Linked DNA regions of Homo sapiens: region 1 is linked to region 2. A link is an interaction called in ENCODE POLR2A ChIA-PET data of the cell type or tissue named here. Cell type or tissue: A673. All regions are shown on one strand. Each heading gives the region's core, and the rest is flanking DNA. Links, peaks and the distances in the headings are about the cores only.

Region 1 (5,726 bases), core at 176-5,175, 210 kb after region 2:
AAAAAAAAAAAAAAAGGAAAAAGAAGAGTGTCACTGCTGATTGCTGTGGTGTAAATACTCCCACTACAGTTGACTTCAAGCAACCAATGAAACTTGGCTTGCAAAATGCATGAAAATGGAACAATCTACTCTCCCTGAGCCTGCAAGAGCCAACTGGGCGAGCACACCACTCAGTGTAAACTCAGGCAAATGCTTCCTCTTTCTGTGCCTCATTTTCCCTATCTGTAAAGTGGGTGGTAATGGCTGCTACCTTCAAGGCTCTTATAAGGAGTCATTTCCATGTTCCAAACTAGAGGTGGCAGGATCTTCAGGGACTGGTGAGGACAGGAGAAGGTCACATTTTGCAGCCCTTGGAGGTGTGTCAGGGGATGGCAGAAATAGGGCTGGTGCCTCACCCTTCATAGGCTCCTGGGAGCATGTCTTTCTTTCCCTACCAGCAGAGGTGACCATGTGGCTCCCTGCCCTTCTCTTTGGGCCACTTTCAGAAGCCAGGCAGTGGGGAGGTCGGAGTAGCCAGGTGCTGGTGACAGAGTTTGCCCAAATCTGGAAAGACAGTCTCCCGTGTCCCCACCTTACTAATCCCGCACACTTACCCTGACTTTACTCCTGGGGCTGTGGGAGACAGGGGTGGAATGGGCCCCTGACACGCAGGCAGCCCCTCCTATCCCTGCATGAATCCTGGCATGACCCCGGACACCCAAGAAAGTGCACCTTTGACAATGGTGCACCAGGTCATGGTGGCACCTCTCCCCTTGGTGGTGGCATCTGGGGCCCTTGCACACAGGGGACAAGGAACCTGAAGTGAAGGGGAGTTGACCTATTGAGGCCACACTGAGGACAGTCCCTCTCACTTTGGGAGAGGAGATGGCACTCCTGGTCTGATGTTCCAGAATTCCTCTCCATGGAAGGAGAGGAGAACACCATAACATATTAGAGCAGAGAGGGGATCCGCGGCAAAGGCAAGGCTTCTGTTACAAAGATGGGGAAACTGAGGCCAGCCAGTGGAAAAGTCATATTCACAGTCACACAAGGACTCAGACGTCGAGCTAGGACCTGGGCCCAGTGCATGGGTGGCCAGTCTCTCTTCTGTATCTCCTGACCTTGTGATCTGCCCACCTCGGCCTCCCAAAGTGCTAGGATTACAGGCATGAGCCACTGTGCCTGCGAGTCTCTCTTCTCTCTTCTCTACTGCCTGGCAGAAGGGGCTGAAAGGTGGGGGCCCAAAAGCTTGTCTGTCCTGGGGGAGGGGTGACCAGCCAAGGCAGGACATTTTCCAGGGGGACCCTTGTGCTGGGTGACCACCTTAGGGGAGGGCACATCACTTCCTAGGAAGCAGACCACCCCTCTGAAAGACGCAGGGACCTGAGAAGTGTGGTGACTGTGGGTTTGGGGGTGTCAGTAATGTCACTTGGGAGTGGGGGACCTGGGTCGGCCTGGCTTTGCCCCTAACCCTCCGTGCGGTGTTGAGCAGGCCATGGTCCCCTCCTCGGCGCCAGTCTCTGGCTGTAGATGGGTGGTTTGGGCCAGACCAGTGTTTTAAAACTTGTCTCAAGCTGCAGAATTATTTTCTAGATGCTTAGTAGAGAAAACAGACACAGGAAGGGCAGATGCAGGGGCAGTGGGAGCTTGGAGGAGGAGGATGGAGGAGGATGGAGCATTTGGGTCCTGGAGCCTCCGCTGCTAGACACCCCCTCCCTCCCCTGGAGCGGCAGACCCCCGACATAGGGCCGTGGCACGCCTGGGGATTTTATGGCAGGGGCCCAGGCCACACCCCGAGGGAGGAAGTCTGGTACCTCTCCTGACTCCTGAAAGCTGCGGAAAAAGAAATAGAGAAAGAGACAGAGAAATCAAGAGATAGGAAAACAAAGAAAGAATGAGAGAGAGAGAGAGAGAGACAGAGGCAGGGACAAATAGAGGAAGACAGAGAGAAAAACAGAGAAAGGGAGGTACAAAAAAGAGAAATATTCCATGATGAGATGGAGAGAGATAGGGAGAGAGGGAAGGGGGAGAAAAAAGAAACACATGTTTCCACTCAAAGTTCTTTTTTGTTTAAAATAAAACCAACCCAACAATCTCTGCTGCTGACAGTTGGCCGGAGCCCAGGCCCCAGGCGGAGTGTGACCGCGGGCCTCCTGGCACCCGGCCTGGAAACTCAAGTCATCACCGCCTGGGCTTTGCTCTCCGCAGCCTCTGACACGGTGACTTGTCCCCAGACACTGGCTCAGGTCTGAGGGTCACAGGAGAGACCCCCGCACAGGCAGGGCCCCTGAAGCCTCTCCCAGGTCCCCTGAGGCTCCTACCCACTACGGGAGCCTTTTAGCAATTCTAGGCTGGGAGCAACCAGCCACCATGAGGCCCGAAGCAGAGGGCCAGGCAGGGAACTGTGGCCAGGAGGAGGGCCTGCCTGAGCAGCGACAGGAGCAAGCTCGGCTTTAATTTGAGACCTAATCAGCGGGGGCTGGCATCCACCCCCCCTCCCCAACCAGTTGCGGAGGCCCCTCCGTTCCTGCTCTGGAGAGACACATCCCGGCCCCTGCTGCCCCAGGCCCAGGGCCCCTGAGGTGGGGACTGTGGAGGGTGGGATGGGAGGAAGAGCAGGCCCACAGGAGTCATAGGCCTTGCCTCCCAGCACACCTGCCAGGCCCGCACCGAGCCCCATCCCACCCCCTCCCACCCCCTCACATATATTTTACACTCAGTCCCAAGATTTGTTCTGGCCTAAGCCCCACATACCCAGGCAAGAAAGAAGCTGGTCTAATAGCAGCTGCAATTGTAGAGCACACAGGGCCCCAGGGCCTGCCGCGTGCTGAGTGCATCATCTCATTCAAGCATCCCGCATCCCGAGCGACTCTAATGTCCACTTTACAGATCATGAAACTGAGGCTCCGAGGGCTTAAAACACTTGCCCAAGTCTCATGATGAGTAGAAGGTGGGATCTGAACCCAGGTTTGCTCGCCCACCATAGCTCCACACCCGGAGGTAGTGGGGAGCTTCTGGGGTATGGGGCCAGCCCCGGCACCCCAGGGCCCATGGAGGGAGTGCGGCCCACCCCTCAGGCCCAGGCTTCCGTCCCTTCCGGAGCTGAGAGAGGCAGGCCTGAGAACAGCTGATCCCCCGGGTTTTGTTCTTGGCACAAAGGCGCCCGGATCCAGGCTTAGCAGTGAATGGCGAGGGGCCCACAGCCCCCTCCCTCGGGCAGGCCTGGCAGGCTCAGCCCCTGCCTGCTTCCCCGCAGCCCATGAGCCCTCAGCTTCCTATTCAGAACCCCGGCTCGGCCACCCACAGGAGTATCAAAGGCTGGCAGATCTGTGGGGATTAAAGGAGGCAGTGAGGGGCTGAGAGCTGGGGGCACGCATATGTGACTCCCCTTTTCCGAGAACCTACTATGTGCTGGGTAGATAATAATGGGAAAGACCAGAGAGGGGAGGGGACTCGCCCAAGGTCACACAGCAAGTCAGACAGAATCAGGGTGCAAATCCAGATGGCCCTGCTCCCAGCCAAGGCCTGTTTTCATCAGACAAGTTTCTTCTGTGCTTGGGACACCCCTGTCCTGTGGCCTCTTCCTGGGATGAAGAGACAGAGAGAAAAAGACAAAGGCAGACAGAGAGAGGAGAACCTGGCCAGGCCAACACAGAGGGAGGGAGGATTCCCTGGGGGAGGCTCCTCCCCTGACTGCCTGATGGGGTTGCTGAGGGCCAGGGCTGGAAGGATGCAGGTCCTGGCCTCCCTCCCTGCCCCATCCCCCGTAAATGCCTGGTTGGCTTGAGGGGCAGAGGACGGGCAGGGTTCCCCACTTGGATGGAGCTCCAGGAAGTGGGGAGACGGAGCCCCGAGCAGGAGAACTGTGGAGCCTCCTGCACCAGGTCTGGCCCTGGCTGGTGGGAGTAGAATCTGGGAGTCCTCACCGACCTGGGGTGCAGACTTGCCCAGGGGATGGGAGAGTGCGGGTCTGGCTAGTGAGGCTCTGGGTGGATGGAGAGGAGGGCAGGCATGATGGGCACTCAGCCCCTGGGGCCTATACCTGCTGTGTGGCCTAGGGGAGGTGCAACTGCCTCTCTGGGCTTCAGCCCCATTCTAGGGCCCAGAGCCAGAAGACCCCCTGATTCTATTACAGGGGTGAGGGTCTGCTTCACGGAATCCTCACGGTGAGGCAGGCTGATGCTGAGCCCCAGACGGGCGCACTCTCGTTCAGTCCTCCCCATAAGCCCACCAGAAGGCTACCGCTATTCTCCCTTCACCTTACAGGTGAGGAAACTGAGGCTCAGAGAGGCCTTGTTCAAGTCACATGGCTGGTACAGATTTCAAAGCCTCATGACCTCACTCCATCCCCCTGCCCCAGGACACTGGGCCCTGACTCCTGGCTCCCTTCTACCTGTGGCAAGGTAACAGAGGCAGGTGTCTACCTGCCCCCCACCTGCCCCCCAGTCACAGGCACGGTGCCACGGCACCCCCCAGGAATGTTGCTGCATTCCTGTGGCAGGGGTGTGGTTGCCGTGGCTCTGTTTGCCCGAGGCCTGGGCTGTTCCTAAAGCAAGCCCTATCCCCAGGCGCTGAGTCAGCAGGCTGGGCAGCTCTGGCACTCCCAGCAGAGCCCGACCCTCACCAGGAAGGTGGTGGCAGGACCAGAGGAGGAAGCTCCATTTCCCATGAAGGAGGGAGGGGTGCCTGGGGCAGGAGTGGGACAAAGGCTGGGAGTAGTGGGGGAAGTCAGGCCCAGGGGTCCAGAGAGGGGAAGGGAGATCCCCCAGAGAAGCTGGGGAGCTGAGTGAGGATTTCAGACCTGAAGGAAGGCGACTGCTTCGCTGAGCACTGTCTGTGTGCCAGTCCCTGTGTCGCTGCTTTGTCCAGCCGCCTTATCTCATATAATAAAACTGACTCACTCTCCTCAGCCTCTGTCTTTCATAAGGGGAACCTGAGGTGTGGTTAGTTCTTCCGCAAAAGAAGGACACAGACAGGCCTGTGACGCTCAGAAAGGCGCTGTATGCCCCAGTGGGAATGGTGGGGACGCAACTCCCCCACCCCTCCTCTGCCAGGCCGGCTCTATGAGCCTGGACTCCTGCTCTGGGCCTCAGTTTCCAAGCTCTGCTGGGGTTGGCCGAGAGGAAGAGGCCCCGTGAACTCCTCCTCAGGGCTGATACCCTTCAAGTGACCTCGGCTGGCCTCACCCACTCGGGGCCAGACATTGATCTCCTAGCAATCCGAAGGTGGAGGGTGCCTCCATGCTCAGATTCCTTTTTCTTTTTTTTTTTTTTTTTTTTTGAGATGGAGTCTTGCTGTTGTTGGCCCCAGCTGGAGTGCAATGGCGTGATCCTGGCTCACTGCAACCTCCACCTCCCGGGTTCCAGCAATTCTCCTGCCTCAGCCTCCCGAGTAGCTGGGATTACAGGCGCCCACCACCACGTCCAGCTAATTTTTGTGTTTTTAGTAGAGACGGGGTTTCACCATGTTGGCTAGGCTGCTCTCGATCTCCTGACCTCATGATCTGCCTGCCTTGGCCTCCCAAAGTGCTGAGATTACAAGGGTGAGCCACCATGCCCAACCAGATTCCTTTTTCATTATGGGCCATGCCCTTGGCCTGCCGCCCTCACTCCACTCCATCCCCTGCCACTTAGAGATGCCGAGGCATAAGGCAAAGAAAGGCACACCCCAGGAGAAACAGTAGGGTGGAGGGCCCAGGGCCAGGAGGGGCTAGGGACGGAGGGGGCCTGGGTTGTTGGCCTCCTGGT
Region 2 (5,726 bases), core at 297-5,296:
CCACAGGAGGAGACAGGAACCCAGGCAGGAATGACCACCCGACAACAGCCACCAGGACCCTACCCAGAGCAGTCAACCAGCTTCTCTTCAGAACCAAACAAGCCTGCTTCCAGAGCCTTGGCTGTCAGGAGGAGTCGGGATTGGAGGAACTGAGCCAGGGTGGATGGAAACAAGTCTCGGGTAGGACACAAATGGTATGGAACGAGGACTGTAACCCAGGGTTAGCGTGGTTGCTGAGATGAGCAGACAGACAAGGAGCCAGCAATCTGATCAAAGAGGCAGGGAGCCAGGAAAACTAGCGGGCGGGCAGAGCACCCAGAGTTTCCTGGGGAATGACTGTGCAGCCCCGTGAGCAAATCCAGAGGGGCCCTATCCTCCTTCCTGTCCCTTGTACCTATGGAAAACCAACAGGTTCCCTAAGCCCAAAAGCAGAAAGCCGAAGTCAACTTTCACCTACTCTGGAAACACCCTCCTCTGTCGTCTAGGTGGAAAACAAAGCTATTTTTAAAGGTTTTTTCAAGAATTTCCTAGAATGTTTTCTTCCAGGATACCCTCATAATACCCTAGACCACCAAGTCACTGGGGACCCAGAGAAATCATCTGCCCACACTCCTCATGCCACAGAGAAAGAAACTGATGTCCAGATCTGGGAAATGACTTGCCCCAGACCTCAGAGCAACTGGGGCACTGCCAGGCCTAAAACTCAAGTCTTCCAACTTGTCACTTCCTCACATTGCATCAGATGACCTCACACAGGGAGCCCACGAAGGTCAGAGGCAGGTGCAACACCCCAGCCTCAACCCTAAAGCCTCAAGCCACCACGTCCTGGTCTCCAATTTGGAGGGAAGGGTTTGCTGCCCCAGAGCCTGACCTGCTAGGACCTGCTAATCCTAATGGCCAGCTGGAGAACACCACTGACTGCCCGGCTCTCAAACCACAGAGAGCATGAGCCCTCAGACCAGACAGCAGCCTTACCTCTCTTTTTGTGTGATCTTCAGTTTTTTTTCCAACCGTCTGTCTATTTCCTAGAGGAAAAAAATGTATATAAAAAGAGGAAAAAATCTCTCTCAAATAAAAACTTAGTCTTTATTTTTGGAGCTAAGGGCAGTGTCCTTTCTCTAGCCAGGGACATGACTGTGTCCTTCAACATAACAAATGTGGACTAGATTTTGGGGTTTGGGGACCTGATACCCTCTGCAGGTCCATCTCCCTTCTAGCCCCATGGCCGCCATGACAGTTCTAAACCTCATTGTTCAGCTGGGTTCTTTGCATAGCCTCCAACCAGTTTTCTGACCTGTAATCTGTCTTTCACAGAGCCACTCATATCAACTTCTAAACCTAAACTTAGGAACACTTACTCTATTTTATGAAATAAAGAGTTGGAAAAAAAATTAAACATAAATCTGATCATGTCACTTCCCTACTTTAAACCCTTCAACTGCTTGCAGACCTAGTCAAAGCTTCTGAGCATGCCTCACCCATACCTTCTTTTACCTTCTGTCTCTGTTTTGCTATCACTAGCCCCCAGAACTCAGCATGCTGTTCCACCTGCCTGCAATGTCCCCTCCCCTTGCAAACTCCCATTGATCCTGCACAACCCAGCCTGGATGTCTACCTCTCCTTTATAAAGTCTCCTCTGATCCCACCAGCATGGTGCATCACCTGGTCCTCAGAATAAACTCTCCCTTTTACATTCCTTTATGGTCATATCTAATATTTTAATAATGTATTTTTTACTGTTACGGACTTGAACTCTCTGTGACTGGCACCTACCGAAAGGCTTAGAGTAAAACCTATGCCTTATGTTTGTGGCTTTGGAGGTCCATGGTCTACAAGTGAACATGGGGAACCTGAGGAAGAGACAAGACACCTGAGAGTGCAGCAAGTATTTCTCTCAGAACCAGAGCCTGACAGGTCTTGATTAAAACAACACCACCATTTTAGAGAAAAGCAGAGAGAAGAAAGAGGCTGAGAAGGAGGAGCAGGCAGGACTGCCTTCCAACACGCCCTGGCCTCATCTCTTCAAGCCCTGAGCAGGACATTGGGCTCATGGCAGTCTGAGCCCTCAGCCCATCAGCACCAGCATGCCTATGACACCTCCACACACGCGTGTGAGCATCTATATCCAGGACAGGGGTGTGGGGAGAGGCCGTGCACAGAACAAAGACCAAACCCCCAGGCTGCTTGGCTGCCCTACGGCCTTTCTTAGAAAAAGTCCCACTCCCTCAGCCATCCTCAGTGAGGACAAGATCAACTAGCTCTAATGGAGATGGAAGAAACTGTATGCAAAATTCTGTGTTTTTCTAGAGACAAGATCTCTAATGGTGGTTCTCAACCAGATAAGATTCTGTCCCTCAGGGGACACTGGACAATGTCAAGCCATTTTTGGTTGCCACTATTGGGGAAATGCTAAATGTCCTACAGTGTACAGGACAGCCCCACACAAAGAACTATTTAACCCCAAAAGTCAACAGTGCTAAGTCTGGGCAACCTTAATTTATTAGACTGGGATTTTCAAAGAAGTCCATCACTTGCAAAATGTGAAGAACCACAGCCGTAGTGTGGAGACTTTGAAATTTGGTGAGATCTGCCCCATGGCTCAGCATGTAGGCCATTTTCGTAAGTGCTCTGTATGTTCTGAAAATAACTATTCTCAGCCCAGCGCGGTGGCTCACGCCTATAATCCCAGCACTTTGGGAGGCCGAGGCGGGCGGATCACGAGGGCAGGAGATTGAGACCATCCTGGCTAACGCGGTGAAACCCCGTCTCTAATAAAAATACAAAAAATTGGCCAGGCACGGTGGCTCACGCCTGCAATGCCAGCACTTTGGGAGGCCGAGGTGGGCGGATCACGAGGTCAGGAGATCGAGACCATCCTGGCTAACACAGTGGAAACCCCATCTCTACTAAACATACAAAAAAAAAAAAAATTAGCCAGGCGTTGTGGCGGGCGCCTGTAGTCCCAGCTACTCAGAAGGCTGAGGCAGGACGCCTGTAGTCCCAGCTACTCAGAAGGCTGAGGCAGGAGAATGGCGTGAACCCGGGAGGCGAAGCTTGCAGTGAGCCGAGATGGCGCCACTGCACTCCAGCCTGGGCGACAGAGCAAGACTCTGCCCCCCCCCCACCCCCCCTCAAAAAAATACAAAAAATTAGCCGGGCGTGGTGGTGGGTGCCTGTAGTCCCAGCTACTCGGGAGGCTGAGGCAGGAGGATGGCGTGAACCTGGGAGGTGGAGCTTGCAGTGAGCTGAGATCGTGCCACTGCACTCCAGCCTGGGCGACAGAGCGAGACTCTGTCTCAAAAAAAAAAAAAAAAAAAAAGGAAATAACTATTCTCCAGTTGATGGGTGCAGTTCAAAGTTCAAGCTGGTTAGCTATATTGTTCTAATCTTGTAAATTCTTACTGACTCATTTGATCTACTGACCAGGTAAAGAATTAAGAATTATTGGCCAGGCACAGTGACAGTGGCTTATGCCTGTAATCCCAACATTTTGGGAGGCTGAGGCAGGCGGATCACTTGGGGTCAGGAGTTTGTGACCAGTTTGGCAACAGGGTGAAAACCTGTTTCTATTTAAAAATTCAACAATTATCCAGGCGTGGTGGTGCGCACATGTAATCCCAGCTACTAGGGAGGCTGCAGTGAGTGGAGATCACACCACTGCACTCCAGCCTGGGCGACAGGGCAAGACTCTGTCTCAAAAAAAAAAAAAAAAAAAAAAAAAGACTTATTCTTTCTAGTAAGTTAAACAGTGTATCATTATGATGTGATCTTTTTTGCCTTATAATGTATTGTTTCATATTAATAAAGTTGGCCAGCTTTCTTTTGGTCAGTATTTCCTAGAACATAGTTTTTCTCACCTTTCCATGTCCTTATTTGCATCTCTTGTAAACAGTATGAACTAGATTAACCATATGAAACTAGATTTAAATCTAGTCTAACACTGACACCTATCCTGATTGGTACTAACTTGTGTTTAAAATATATTTATATATTTGGCTGGGCATGGTAGCTCACGCCTACAATCCTAGCACTTTGACTTTGGGAGGCCGAGGTGGGTGAATCACTTGAGGTCAGGAGTTCAAGACCAGCCTGGTCAACAAGGTGAAACCCCGTCTCTACTAAAAATACAAAAATTAGCTGGGCGTGGTATCCCAGCTACTCAGGAGGCTGAGGCAGGAGAATCTCTTGAACCTGGGAGACGGAGGTTGCAGTGAGCCGAGATTATGCCACTGCACTCCTGCCTGGGCAATAGAGCATGACTCTGTCTCAAAATATATATATATATGTAATTTATTGTATTCTGAGGCACCATCAAATCTCTGGAGGGGCCAGAAAGGCACTAAAATGGAAACCTCTCGCTCCAGCTTGGAACACAGTTGGTGCCAAAGAATGCTGAATGACTGAATGGAAAAGGTACACCAATAATAAGAGAACGACCTGGATGTTTTCTGTGAACTGACAAACACAGACACTCACACAGAATCTATGTCCACTACGTACTCTGTCCTGAAAATGACTGTATTGATGGAATTGTATTAATTCTATTAATACCAGTGTTATTACCTGAGTAAGTACTACAGCTCATATTAGTCTATTGCCTATTACCTTTTAAGGGCTTCTCACAAGTAACTTCTTGTTTTAAAGTTTCATACTGTATCATTTCGCTCCACTCTAAATACAAGACTGCCTATTCGAGTTTCTCCATCATAAACAGAGCCTTGACAGCTGTAGAATTTAGAAGCCTTTGAGGGTTGAGACCAAATGCCTTCATAGACCAGGCAAGCAGCCAAACTCCACTCGCACGGAGCATACCTGGGGAAGTGAAGGGGCTGCAGGGCACCAAAGAGCACTTGCCCTGCCTAATGACGGCCAACAAGCTTTGGCAGACAGGGCCAGATCTAGCGCAGAAGAAACCAAATCAGTATTTTTATGGCAATGCACTGAATTTTCCAACTTCACTATGTGAACTTTCACTTTCATATCGCTGCGAGAGCCAAATAAGACAGAGAGAGAAATGGGCCTCACACATTAGAGTGAATTTGAGAAGTCCCATCCAGGTCTCCTCTGAGGAAAGCAAACTGCTTCCTTCTTCCTCTAGGGTTTAAGGAAGATGGACCATCTGCCCAGTTCCAGCACAAGGAGCCTGGGTGGAAGAAAAGCGCTTCAAGAGGACATCGTAGGCCATGTCTGAGTAAATGCGCCTCTGTCCCCAAACTAGAACATGATTAACATACTTGGCATGTAATATAATACTAATAGCTTTTAAAATAATACCTTATATCGATATAATGTATTATGGCTGTCAACATTCTTCCCCAGACATTCATTTTCTGCTCACACCAGCCCTGTTTGGCAGACAAAGTAGCTTTTATCCTTCTGTCAGATGAGGGTTAGGGAACTTACCCAAGGTCACAAGGTAGTAAACCACAGAGACAGCCCTAGAATTCGCCTTTTGAGGCCCCTATGCTGACATACCACCCTCCCCCGACAATTGCTCAAATCCCCTGGAAATGCCAGTATAAACCATTAGATATTGGTCATCTCCCCCAATTCCACACTGCTCCCTGGCATGCCAAGAACTACAACTCTCATCCAACTCCACTGTGAAAGGCAGAAGAGCTTTATCAGAGCTGGAGAGGGATTCTTCCATAAGATTACAGAATGGGATGGAAACCCAAGCAGCTTTGGTGGAAAGTGGATCCTGGTCATCTTTAGATGGCCAGCTG

The links. ChIA-PET counts read pairs that join two places held together with the same protein. Peaks named below come from ENCODE experiments on the same cell type or tissue, not always from the same donor. Only the 100,000 strongest peaks of a DNase experiment are listed, where the experiment ranks them.
Region 1: POLR2A ChIA-PET joins it to region 2 with 8 read pairs; 3 of 35 experiments call an interaction of 5 or more read pairs at or near these places.

The regions. Positions count from the first base shown.
Region 1 is chr1:16,172,489-16,178,214 of GRCh38, reverse strand. No RefSeq gene overlaps it. Among named protein-coding and RNA genes, the nearest start is that of EPHA2, 19 kb to the right of the region's middle. RefSeq lists a silencer at 1,987-2,281. In A673, for the core only: no CTCF peak of the experiment used is centred there; a DNase peak (open chromatin) is centred at 2,124; H3K27ac peaks cover 1,295 bases.
Region 2 is chr1:16,386,674-16,392,399 of GRCh38, reverse strand. SZRD1 (SUZ RNA binding domain containing 1) reads right to left here. Exons shown (of 4, transcript NM_001114600.3): 2 at 976-1,025. Among named protein-coding and RNA genes, the nearest start is that of SZRD1, 22 kb to the right of the region's middle. In A673, for the core only: no CTCF peak of the experiment used is centred there; no DNase peak of the experiment used is centred there; H3K27ac peaks cover 1,039 bases.